Linked DNA regions of Homo sapiens: region 1 is linked to region 2. A link is a contact called in ENCODE Hi-C or POLR2A ChIA-PET data. All regions are on one chromosome and are shown on one strand. Each heading gives the region's core, a stretch centred on a gene start or an enhancer-like site at or near the end of the contact. The rest is flanking DNA. Distances are from core to core; before and after follow the strand shown. Region 1 has its middle 20 kb from the start of UBAC2-AS1. Region 2 overlaps DOCK9 (dedicator of cytokinesis 9).

Region 1 (6,213 bases), core at 102-2,601, 320 kb after region 2:
CTCCCAAAGTGCTGGGATTACAGGCGTGAGCCACCGCGCCCGGCCTTTTCTTGCCTTTCTTTCCTTTTCTTTTCTCTTCTCTTCTTTTTTCTTTTTCTTTCTTTCTTTCTTTCTTTCTTTTTCTTTCTTTCTTTCTTTTCTTTTTCTCTTACTTCTTTCTTTCTTTCCTTCTTTCTTTTTTTTTTTTTTTTTTGAGATGGAGTCTCACTCTGTCACCCAGGCTGGAGTGCAGTGGCGCAATCTTGGCTCACTGCAATCTCTGCCTCCCAAGTTCAAGTGATTCTCCTGCCTCAGCCTCCTGAGTAGCTGGAACTACAGGCACGCACCACCATGCCCGACTAATTTTTTGTATTTTTAGTAGAGACAGGGTTTCACCATGTTGGCCAGGCTTGTCTCCGGACCTCAAGTGATCCACCTGCCTTGGCCTCCCGAAGTGCTGGGATTACAGGCATGAGCAACTGCAGCCAGCCTAGTTCCTTTCTAAAAATATGTGACTGTGGGCAAATCCACATCAGGTAAAACGTCCCGCCTTAGCCATTTCTCAGTGTGCAGTCACACGCATTCAATGCATTCACACTGTTGTGCAGCCACCACCACCACCATCCGCGGAACATTTTCCATCCTGCAGAACTGAAGCTCTGGACCCACCGAACAACAACTGCCCATTCCCTCCTCCTTCAGGCCTGGCAACCACCACTCTCCTTCCCCTCTCCAGGCATCTGCCTATTCTGGGCACCTCATATAAGTGGAATCACTCGGTATTTGTCCTTCTGAGACTGGCGTATTTCCCTTAGCAGATGATCTTCCAGGTTCTTCCATGTTAGAGCACAGGTCAGGATTTCCTTCCTTTTCAAGGCCAATATTCCATTGTATGTTTCTGCTGCATTTTGCTTATTTATTCATCTGTTGATAGACACTTGTAATCGTTGGTCAGTTCCTTTTGAACCAGGAGACCCATTAAGGATTTTCTGATATTTCTCCAATATGGCAAGGGCCTAGGAGAATACGAAATGATTTGCAGAAGGCAAAGGAAAGAAATTCAGCCAATATACAGACTCATGTGCCTGCACAGTCCCTAAATGTCACTCATACAGTGAGGGATGGCTTTGTGCGTTCCCCATGACAGTTACTAAGTTATTGCCTCTCACTCCAAACCCAGGCTTCTCTGCTTGGCTTTGTGATGTTGGGCTGAGACTCTGCAAACCACAAGTTGGGTTCTACCATTTTGGGGTGCTACAGGAAGCTGAGGAAGAAGGAGGGGCTCGTGACCTCCTTGCTGCTTGGGGCCCCTTTGAGCAATACCCCAGGGACACTCCACCCAGCAAATGCAGCTGCTTTCTGCAGCAGCAGCTGAATCCAGATGCCAGTGCTTGCAACACCAGCAGAGCCAGTTTCACCACTCCCAGCCCGCCACCAGCTGGCCAGCGCGTCCTTCTCAGAGGTCTGGTCCCAGTCCCCTGGGACCACTCCTCTAAGTTTCAAGGTTTTGTTTTTGTTTTTGTTTGAGACAGAGTCTCACTTTTTTTGCCCATGCTGGAGTGCAGTGGCATGATCTTGGCTCACTGCAACCTCCACCTCCCAGATTCAAGCGATTCTCCTGCCTCAGCCTCCCAGGTAGCTGGGATTAGAGGCATGCACCGCCACATCCTGCTAATTTTTGTATTTTTAGTAGAGATTAGGTATCACCATGTTGGCCAGGCTGGTCTCGAACTCCTGACCTCAAGTGATCCATCATCCCCCACCTCGGCCTCCCAGAGTGCTGGGATTACAGGCTGAGCCACCACACTTGGCCAAGTTTCAAGGTTTTAATCATTGGACCTGCTTCCCTCCGTTTGCCCAGCCTGAGAGGTGGTAGCTGCTTCCTCTGTGATATCTCAGACTTATTCCTTACACCTTCAGTTACCTGGTGAATATTATATGTAGTTAACAAGTCTTTGTATTTAGTTCTCTCTTTTCATATTACTGGTGTTTCTGCTGGTCCCCTGATGGAACCCTAACTGATGTAATCCTGCTATGGTCTGAATGTGTACCCCCGTATTCATGGGCTGGAAACTTAATCCCCAATGCAACAGTGTCGGGAGGTGGGGCATTTTGGGAAGTGTTTAGGTCACGTGGGCTCCACCCCCATGAATGGATTGATGCCTCTATGCAAAGGGCTTGTGGGAAGGGGTTCACTCTCTCCCACTCTTCTGCCAAGTGAGGACACAGCAAGAAAGCCCTCACCAGAAGCCAGTGCCTCTGTCTTGGGCCTCCCAGCCTCCCTAACAATGAGAAATGCATTTCTGATCTTTATAAATTACCCAGTCTCAGGTATCCTGTTTTATAGCAGCACAAAATGGGCTAAGACAGCCACCTAGCCACTATCTCAAACCTCTAATGCCCTTGCCAGGTCCTGGGTTTAGCCCCAGACCCCTCATTCTAGGAAGAATGAGCTGGTCTTTCGTTTCATCCAGAAAATTGAAGCTGTTATAGGTGACCTCAAACATCGTCCTACCCCCACCACAATCTACAAACATTTCTGCAGCCAATTTCCTTTTGGTCAGCCTCAGAGGATAAAACATTTTTTTCCTCTTCAATTCCAAAACTTCCACAGGTCCTTTTGACTCCACCCCATTCCCATGTCCTGTGGAGCCCAGCTCTGAGCTCTCTGAGCTCATATCCTATCCCAATTTTTTTTAGAGACAGGGTCTTGCTCAGTCACCCAGTCACCCAGGCTGGAGTGCAGTGGTGTGATCATGGCTCACTGCATTCTCCACCACCTGGGCTCAAGTGATCCTCCCACCTCAGCCTCCAGAGTAGCTGGGACCACAGGCACACACCACCATGCCCAGCTGATTTTTTTATTTTTTGTAGAAATGGGGGTTTCACCATGTTGCCCAGGCTTGTCTCAAACTCCTGGGCTCAAAGAGTCCACCCACCTTGGCCTCCCAAAGTGCTGGGATTACAGGCGTGAGCCACTGGGGCCAGCCCTCTCCCAATTCTTAACACGCTTCTCTCCGTCATTTCCAGGAGAAGTGACTAAGGGCAGGTCAAACCATTGGTGGATACTTCTCCCGCTCTGTCCTGCTAACTGTGTTCACACTTGTCCCATGCACATCCACCCATGAAAGCTCTGCAATCCTAGCATCTGGCTTCATGCCCCGCAGGAGGGAGGCAGGGAATTCCTATTCAGTGTGTGTCTGTTGAATGCCGAAGACATGCAGAGGAGTTACTCATGTGAACCTGGAACATCTGAGACAGGCCTCAGTTAATTTAGAAAGTTTATCTTGCCAAGGTTGAGGACACACCCATGACGCAGCCTCAGGAAGTCCTGAGGACATGTACCCAAGGTGGTCGGAGGACAGCTTAGTTTTATACATTTAGGGAGACATGAGACATCAATCAATATATGTAAGAAGTACATTGGTTTGGTCTGGAAAGGCGGGGCAACTTAAAGCAAAGGCAGGAAGACTCAGGTAACAGACAGGTGAGACACAAAGGGTTACATTCTTTAGAGTTTCTGATGAGCCTTTCCAAAGGAGGCAAATCAGATATGCATCTATCTCAGTGAGCAGAGGAGTGGCTTTGAATAGAATGGGAGGCAGGTTTGCCCTAAGCAGTTTCCAGCTTGAGTTTTCCTTAGTGATTTTAGGGGCCCAAGAGATTTTCCTTTCACATTTCTGACCTTTTTTTTTTTTTTTTTGAGATGGAGTCTTGTTCCATCGCCCAGGCTGGACTGAAGTGGCGTGATCTCAGCTCACTGCAACCTCCGCCTCTTGGGTTCAAGCAATTCTCTTGTCTCAGCCTCCCGAGTAGCTGGGACTACAGGTGCCCACCACCATGCCTGGCTAATTTTTGTATTTTTCATAGAGACGGGGTTTCACCATGTTGGTCAGGTTGGTCTTAAACTCCTGACCTCAGGTAATCCACCCACCTCGGCCTCCCAAAGTGCTGGGATTACAGGTGTGAGCCACTGTGCCTGCCCCCCACCACTTTTCTTTTGTAAAATCTGTCGGAGAAAGCATTTTGCAAAAAAATGAGTCTCTGGTCTCAGGCTTCATCTGATTTCTCATAGCTATGATGGTTTATTCCTAGATGGGTAAGTCCCAAAAGCTCATTTTTAGTAGGTTGTGAAGTCTCACATTCTGTGAAGAGAAAATAGCAGGGAGGAAGGGAGAAAAAACAACAACAAACAAAAGAACAATCCTAGAAAAATCGATATAAGCCACATTACTCTGAAGTCCATACATTAGTAGGCAGGTATGAAAGTGGCTTATGTACGTAAATAGGTTGCTGTTATTTTCTTCTGAAGTTCAAGTTGTCTGGCTTCAGTTTGCAGGGTTTTAAGAAAACACAGCTTAGTTTTCAGTGACTCTAAATTAGGAAAAATGGAAAAAAAGAAGGAAAAGAAATTGAAAACATTATTTTATGGACTTGTAGCCAAGAAAAATTAGAATTCAGTCTAAACTGTAGAAAATAATACAAATTGAAAAAAACATTAGGCAGACTAGAATCTAACAACAGGTCTACTGTAGTTTTGAAACATAATTATTCTCTCTCCAGTTTCCCATTTTTACTAAAGACAAAACATGGTGGGACTGGCTTGCTTTATTATACTTGGCCTAATTATTTGTATACAGTGCAGCAAGAATAATTATCTTTTACATAGGCTTTCAAATTGGCTTTGATGGAACTTTGTTCCATAGGAGGAATAGCAGATAAGACATTTTAAAAGCGAAGCCCAGCCATAGATTTGTGCCATCAAATATCTATGAGTTGGGTGAATTTCCCCTTCTCTTGAGGTCCCAACATAAACCTGGGGCTTCTGTGCCTGTCAGAAAGTGAATTCTGTACTTACACAGGTCAGAAAACCTGTACAGGGACTGTGTACACAAAATATGAGGCCAGTTTTTCCAAGGGCTTTATTAGCTCCACAAGTCGATTCCTTAAAGGAAAGCACACCATCCCAGTCAAAGCCTTAGTAAAATAACCAATTTCTCCAATTGTGTCCTATTGCAAAAGAAAACAGATTCTTATGGCACTTATGCAAATAACTATACTGCCATAAATTAAGAATACTCACAAATAGTTTCCAAATTCTGGAGAAACCAGGTAGAGAGAAACAAATATGCTCCCAATTCTGGTAACAGTATACTTTACTCAATTGTTAAAAGCTGTAAATAGCTTTAGTTTTCATAATTCTAAAAAACAAAACAAAGTATTAGCAATGTTTTAAGCAAAAAGGTCAAAAAGATTAGTTTTCTATTGGTTCAGTTAATTCAGTTAACTCCTGTTCTGTTTGATAGTCATAAACATTTCAGCTCTCCATGAGAGTTCTGAAAGTTTATTCCTTTATTCCAATGTCACAGTTTCCAAAGTTATCAGCAAAACTGCATTTAAGTGCACCTGTTAGAGTCCTATAACTGATTATAAACCCACCTTTTAAAGGGGTTTAAAACAAGATAAACAAGAGAATTGTCTGTGGATGAAAAAAGTTTTAAGGCAGCCACAGTTAAAAGACACAATTGACAAGGAAATGTGTTACCTCTGTGACACACAATAATTTTAACAACACTTATGACTATTACTGATAATGTACACTAAGTTATATCAGAAATACAGGAGTTTCCCATAATTTTGGAACACATACCAGTAACATATTTATACAAATACAGCCCAAAGAAAACCAAACACCATTTCATATTTGACACTTCCTGTATAATTTTTATACCAAAATAAGCCAAATTTTGTCATTTTTGGACTTAGGGAAACTCATTTCTTAAAGGATTAATTAGGTTAGAAAAAGACATAATTTATAATTTGATTTTGGAAAGTTTGTCAAATATAAAGGGTTTAAAACACTTGGTATTACAAAATAGGATTACAGGTCATTGTGAGGTCATTTATTTAACCAAAGTGATAATTCAAGCATTTCAGAAAAAGCAAAAACCTTCATTCTTTGAGAGAGGAGATCTAATTTTCTTTTCTTTTTCTTTTTTTTTTTTTTTTGAGACAGAGTCTCGCTCTGTCACCCAGGCTGGAGTGCAGTGGCATAACCTCAGCTCACTGCAAGCTCCACCTCCTGGGTTCACGCCATTCTCCTGCCTCAGCCTCCTGAGTTGGGACTACAGGCGCATGCCACCATGCCCAGCTAGTTTTTGTATTTTTAGTAGAGATGGGGTTTCACCATGTTAGCCAGGATGGTCTCGATCTCCTGACCTTGTGATCCACCCG
Region 2 (6,423 bases), core at 1,456-3,955:
TAAAATATGTGAATATTTTCATTTACAAAAAAATACAGGGGAAATTAGTGGCAAAACTGGTATGGATGCACCCTCTGGCCTGCCCACTTGATCAGAGCCACTGGAGAACTTAGTACTTCCGGCAGTGGGAGGGAAGGTGTTGCATTCAATGTCTCCTCTGGCAAAGGTGGAATCATTAGAAGGGAAAAATCCACAGTGACCCGGTTTTTCCTGGCTGACTGGCAGCTCTCCTCCTCCTCTTCAGCACTGCGTATGACACAAGCAGAGTGCCTTCGGAGCAGCTTCTCCCTCTATACATGAAGGCATGTTGGGGTCAAGGGAAAAGTTCAATACGTCATGACACACCCAAACTGAGCTGCTCGCACCTCAACAGAACTGCATTTAATGGTAACCATGTCAATGCCAGCCATGGGATGCGTGACAAGATTATAAACCTGATGCTGAGGAAGGATGTCTTCCGGGTGTTTTTGGAGAACTAGGGATAAATCCCTAAATGGCTCAGCTGTTTATTGGGATGGGCACTTGCCTGTAACTTGAAGTAACTTAGAAAATCTGTGCCCAAAGTGATACCAATCTACCATGGCTCCAGGTTTAAACCCACACTTTATCCTTTCCTACAAAGTTCCAAATGGTCTGAGCACTTAGTAGTTTCAAGAAAAAAGGCTAAGTATGAGGAGGAAGTGTTGTGTTGTGGGTGCGTGCTGTGTGAATAAAGTGATTTCTTACCCCTGAATCACCTATATGATCAATTATTCTCTGGAGCTGGCTTCAGACCTAACACCCTTGTGGGTGGAGAGCTGTGTTGATGATGGTGTCTCTGGTATAAAGACTACAGGGAATTGGCCAGGTGTAGTGGCTCACGCCTGTAATCCCAGCACTTTGGGAGGCCGAGGCGGGCGGATGACGAGGTCAGGAGTTTGAGCCCAGCCTGGCCAATATGGTGAAACCCCATCTCTACTAAAAATACAAAAATTAGCCGGGCGTGGTGGCTTGTGCCTGTGGTCCCAGCTGCTGGGGAGGCTGAGGCAGAGGAGTCGTTTGAACCCAGGAGGCGGAGGTTGCAGTGAATTGAGATCGTGCCGCTGTACTCCAGCCTGGGCGACAGAGCGAGACTCTGTCTCAAAAAATAAATAAATAAATAAAAAGACTACAGGAAATTGAGATGGGCAGCATTTTGAGTCCCTCCCCGTTCAACCCACCAGAGCCATTCACTCAAGACGCTCCACTGCAAACCCTGCCCAGGATCTGAGGTACTGGAAACAGGAATCAGAGCACTTCAAGGAATGGGCCCCAACCTTAAAGCTCTCATCACCTACTCCAGGTCAGCCGGGTGGTTTAGAAAAAAACAAAAGGTCACACTTAAAAGGCACTAGAACATGAAGTACGTTTACTTTGGGCTAAATCCATTGATTATAAGAAACATTTGTGTTGGGTGAAAAGCAATTACCTTATCCAGGGAATTGCTCTTCTCACTATTCCTTTCTGGAAGGCTGTTACCCGAATCTGTGCTTATGAGAGATCCTCTCGAATCAGCATTTCTCACACTGTTGATGTTTGGAGTTGAGGTTGTATATGGAGAAGCTAAATGGAAATCAAGCCAACAATAAAGTTTTATTAAGACAGAACAAAATAAAGATGAGTACTGAACTTTAAGGGAAATTGCTTTTATTGCACTTATTTTTTCTGTTAGGAAGTTGGCTCAAGAGTTGCATTCCATTACTTCACCTTTAAAGAACCAGGTCATATACAATGAGATAAAAAGAAACTAGTCTGAAACATTCAGATGTAAACATCAATTCACTTGTTAGAAACCACCTTTGATCGCTAAAGACTAAATGCATACCTGTTTCAGAATGTGATAGAATGAAGACTTAAAAAAATTAAAAGATAAATCCACCTACAACTATCAAATCACAAAATTAAACCACACAACAAACTTGTAGCATTCAAACTGGTAATAAACACTGAGGAGCCTACCCAACTCTGAGGGGTGTCATGGGGTATTTTAAATTTTCGAGGAGAACACAGTGATATGTGACCTCAGCCAGAAGCTGCTGTTTCAGCAGCAGGTTGTGCTATGCTCCTTTTGAAGACATATTTGTGAAGCTGGGTATTTGGGGGCCTGCTATGATAAAAGGCAAGTAATCAATGAGGGACAGGAAATGCGAATGGTGCTGGCCAATCTGACCCAAAGGCTGAGAAGCTGTCAGTGTCCAACAGGTACACACCACCCATTTGTAGTGAGTTGTGGTTATTAAAAATAAAATTAATTGTTTCCTTTAAATTTATGTGTATTATTTCTTTTAAGTGCCTACTAAATTGTTAGGATGTAAGTACTTATTAAGTTATTTGGTCCTAAGTACCTAATAAAGAGAACTGCTGGGTGTGTCTTTCAGCCTAGGGATGCCACGAAATAAAGTGACACTAAGGGTGCTGTGAACGGGGAATATCTGGGAATCTGCTATAAACAACTATGAGCAGAAAGGAAATCTAATGTGGAAATAAAATTTGTGATGTCCATGAAAAAAACAGTATTTGAAGGCAGAAATCACTCCCTATCTTGGTACTATGGAATTTTTTAAGGTAATAGATTGACTTCCTGCTTAGATAAGATTTAAATAAATCACATAATTTAAAACGACTCTTTGGACTTGTACATTCCGTGCTGAACCAAAAGGCGTGCCTCCAGCGGAAAGGCCTGGCTGGTTTGGCAGATGGCATCAGGAGATTTGGACTCTGTGTCTGGCAGCTGTGAGCACACATTCTCCCAGACGCAAGCTGAAGATGCCATTACTTGGCACTTCACAACAGGCTGGTTGTTTTCAGATCTCAGTAGGCAAATGAGCTGCCATGGACTGGGATACTTCTAAGTTAAAAAATAAATAAACAACAAAATAAATATAGCCAGCCTCTAGGTTACACCAAAAGTATATTTGAAAGTGACTCCTCTGCCTCAGCCTCCCAAGTAGCTGTGATTACAGGCGACTGCCACCAACCCTGGCTAATTTTTTTGTATTTCTAGTAGAGACGGGTTTTCACCATGTTGGCCAGGCTGGTGTCGAACTCCTGACCTCAGGTGATCTGCCCACCTCGGCCTCCCAAAGTGCTGGGATTACAGGCATGAGCCACCGTGCCTGGTCAGTCTTTAACTCTTTAACCTTAGAAGGAAGACCTGTGACATCAAGGTCATAAATCCTTCCCTCTGTTGAACACTCAGATTTATTCACTGCTATCCCTGAAACTGATTCAGTGTATTAAAGATCAAGAAAAGAAGAGCCAGGAGAATTTGAAAAAAGAAGCAAAGGCTTGAACATGGTTTCATTAAGCCTTATTGTCAGCCAGTGGCTGCGTCTCCCCAGGAGAGAAACCATGTGAATGATTGTCGCAAGGGACAGGTAAAAACCCTGTGAAAAAACTATGGCCTTTTTCTGTACTCAGATAAGAAACACATGCTATGACCAAATTATAATTTTTCTAATATAATCATATTTCATATTTAATGTAGAACAGCATTTGAAGAACACAGAAGTCATGAAAAAGAACACAGAACTCAAGAGAAAGAGGTCCTCAGTAAAGTAAAATTAGGCCCTAAGTTCTCAGAGTCTCAAGCTTGATTCCAGAACTAGAGTCCTAATTTAAGACAAACAGATGGAAATGCAATATATCAAAATCAATATGCTTAGTTTGTTCCTATTTTTATGTCTTTGTGTATGTGTTTGTATTTAATATCCTGGCCCAGTGCATAGCTTTTAAAGTCCTTAAACGACACTTGAGTAAAATGAAAAGAAGATAAATTCGTCCCTCTTCCCTTGGTACCACTGAGTAGGTGGAAAAAGAAACCCTGAGCCTCAGGACGCTTGCCTTTTAAAATGAATGTAATCTCAGAGTAGTTTTTATCCAGGCAGTGAATCACTTTTAAAACTCTCAGGCACCATGATCCAAAGACATTTAAAAAACTGTGACGGCACATTCTCAGTATGTGTGGAAACAGGATTCTTCTAACAGAGATGTAAGGAGAGTTTGCTCTTGAAGGAGAAGCACCAGGACTAAAATTAGCTAGAAACTCCCTGATGAACAAAGAATTGTTAAAGCTGCCAGAAAAAAACTAGTAAACCCAGTTCAAAGATGAGGCTTCCCTGGAAGGTACTCCTAAAAGAGAACAGGGATTTAAATCTTCAAGAAAGGAGGCAATATAGATAACCTGAGTATAATAAGCCTGTCGAGGTGAATTCCTATGAAAAGTGGATTTGGATCTTAAAATTCAAGAGTGAAAAAGGATTAAGTCAGTTTCAAGTACTTTTCACAGCTGCAATGTCAGTGCGGAGCAATTGGAGGCTATGATGCTAAAGATCCCCAGTGGCCTATCTCCAAGTTCTAAAGAAGTCCCCAATCCTAACAAGGTGAATTCTGAATTGGAGAAGAGTCAAAAGAGTCAAACAGAAGTATTAAAACTTTGTGGAAATGATCAAGGTTACAGTGAAGTGATGTTTCCACTCATCTGACTCCTCTCTGCCAACCACCATACACTTTGTATCAGCTCTTAATCCCTCTAACGACCGTTTTGAAGACATGGGTATGGAGGGCAAAGAAGATAGACAACATCCTGCCATGGTAACTAGTAAATGGTCGATTCCAGATCCAAGGCTGCATCTGTCTGACTTTAAAGCTAGTGCTGTGAACCACTGCAGACAAAACCCTCTAAGGAAGGTCCCCTCCCTGCTTCTGGAGCAGTGGCTGGGAATGGGGCAAAGCAGGGCAGAGACAGAGTGAAGGCCCAGAAGAAAGGCAAATGGAAACTCGTGACAGCAGCCAACATTTGCTGAGCATTTACCGTGTGCCAGGCTCTGTTGCAAGCATTTTGCATGAATTAACTCTTTTAATCTTTACAGTGTCAACTAAGGAGAGCATAACTGTGAAAAAGACACATAAATATCAACCAGGTTAAGGACTGGTATTATTATTGCAGGATAAATTTGGGCATTGGTGTGGGGTTTCTCATGTTAAATTCTACCCAGTTTCATCCCCTACATGAAATGGCGTATTACCACCACCACCACCGGCAAAGGTAAAGACATAATCTCAGAGTGGGCAAGTCCTGTGAGTTAATTGGATAAAGGCTGCCATTTATTTTATCCCATGAATTAGTCCCATTATTAGGTAGTCTAGCCACTAGCCATAGTAGGATGCTTTCTTTATTCAAAATGTGATAAAGACAGGGAGAAATAAAGACTGAAGAAGGCTGTGAGCACCTGTGACAATTCTTGGAGGATATGTGTGTTTGTGTGTGTGTGTGTGTGTGTGTGTATATATATATATATATATGTAAACTGCTATCTCTGAGGAAAAGCTAGCACAGGCGTTCATTTAGTCAGAATATTAATAAGTACATTATGTCCGGCATTTTCTTATGGAGAAACTATTAGAATCTTGATTTGTGTCACGTGTTTTTCTCTCAGAGGTGGCCGCTCTTCTGTTATTTCACACAGAAAAAGTCTTGCGGGACAGAAGACTTTTGAGAACTGATTTTAGCACTGAATTCTAGCCACAAACTGCTACGTTCTTCTGGAATTACTATGTCATATTTCATCAAAATTGCTAACACTACAAATCAGTGTTCCCCTCCCCCCACCACCTGCAAAAATATCCCTTAACAGTATACACAATCCAATTAAGATTTAAAATGAAAACTCAACAAACGTTGAACAAAAAGCAAACAGCGTGAGCCAGTGATTAACTGTATGATCCTGAGGAGTCACAGGCATCCGGGACCTTTATTTCAGGGCATGGCTGAGGGGTTTCAGTTGTTGACTATCACAAGCAGGAAAAGAATACTCAGGAAAGCAACTTAGACTTCAAGGTCCTACCACACAAGTGTGACACGTTCACCAACTATTGGCTCCAAGACACTTTCAGAGTGATGGTGGAGAGAAGCCCACAAGAGCATGGAGCGTTACCAATGCCGGAGATGGCGCCCAGCAGGTCCTTGTGCAGGCTGTTGTCCAGGGTGCTTCCCTTCTGCGGCGTCACCAGCGGATTCACAGCTGGTAGAGCCAGGGATTCATCCTTCACAGTCTGTCAAGGAGAGGAAAGCAGAAACAATCAAAGATGACTGGAAAGGATTCCTCCCCTGTTCTTGGAAGTGCCAGGGCAAGTGCAGGACCAAGACAGCCTGATGCATTCAACGTGCCTGCCTGCATGGGAGGAGTAGCCTTGAGGCGTGGGTGAGGGTGGAGGGTGGGATGGGTCAGAGGGGGAGCAGGGGGCATGGGATATGGATGCTGGGTGGGGGTGGGGGAGAGAAATCACGTTCCATAAAGTCTTGTTTCTCTTTCCCCAGCGTTGCTAACACCTTTCCCTTTCCAGAGCTCGGACGCCCAACATTTCCTTAGATTATTGTTTTGTTTTGTTTTTTTCCTTCAGAGA

The links. Hi-C counts contacts between places; a loop is a spot of excess contacts on that map. ChIA-PET counts read pairs that join two places held with the same protein, here RNA polymerase II (POLR2A). Pooled maps may share reads with other maps.
Region 1: a loop to region 2 is called in a map with no recorded cell type, with 2.4 times the contacts of the local background. The contact joins two enhancer-like sites. A Hi-C loop is called at or near these places in 3 of 37 single-sample maps with no recorded cell type and 7 of 50 pooled maps. POLR2A ChIA-PET finds 5 or more read pairs at or near these places in 1 of 52 experiments (T-cell).

What each region holds. Positions count from the first base shown.
Region 1 is chr13:99,177,523-99,183,735 of GRCh38, forward strand. No RefSeq gene overlaps it. Among named protein-coding and RNA genes, the nearest start is that of UBAC2-AS1, 20 kb to the right of the region's middle. RefSeq lists an enhancer at 3,931-4,443. Within about 2 kb of position 1,352, at least 3 of the 41 ENCODE cell types and tissues checked have a DNase peak (open chromatin) inside an H3K27ac peak, as active enhancers do.
Region 2 is chr13:98,854,451-98,860,873 of GRCh38, forward strand. It overlaps DOCK9 (dedicator of cytokinesis 9), which reads right to left. Exons shown (of 53, transcript NM_001366683.2): 33 at 5,955-6,072; 34 at 1,448-1,581. Among named protein-coding and RNA genes, the nearest start is that of DOCK9-AS1, 26 kb to the left of the region's middle. Within about 2 kb of position 2,706, at least 6 of the 41 ENCODE cell types and tissues checked have a DNase peak (open chromatin) inside an H3K27ac peak, as active enhancers do.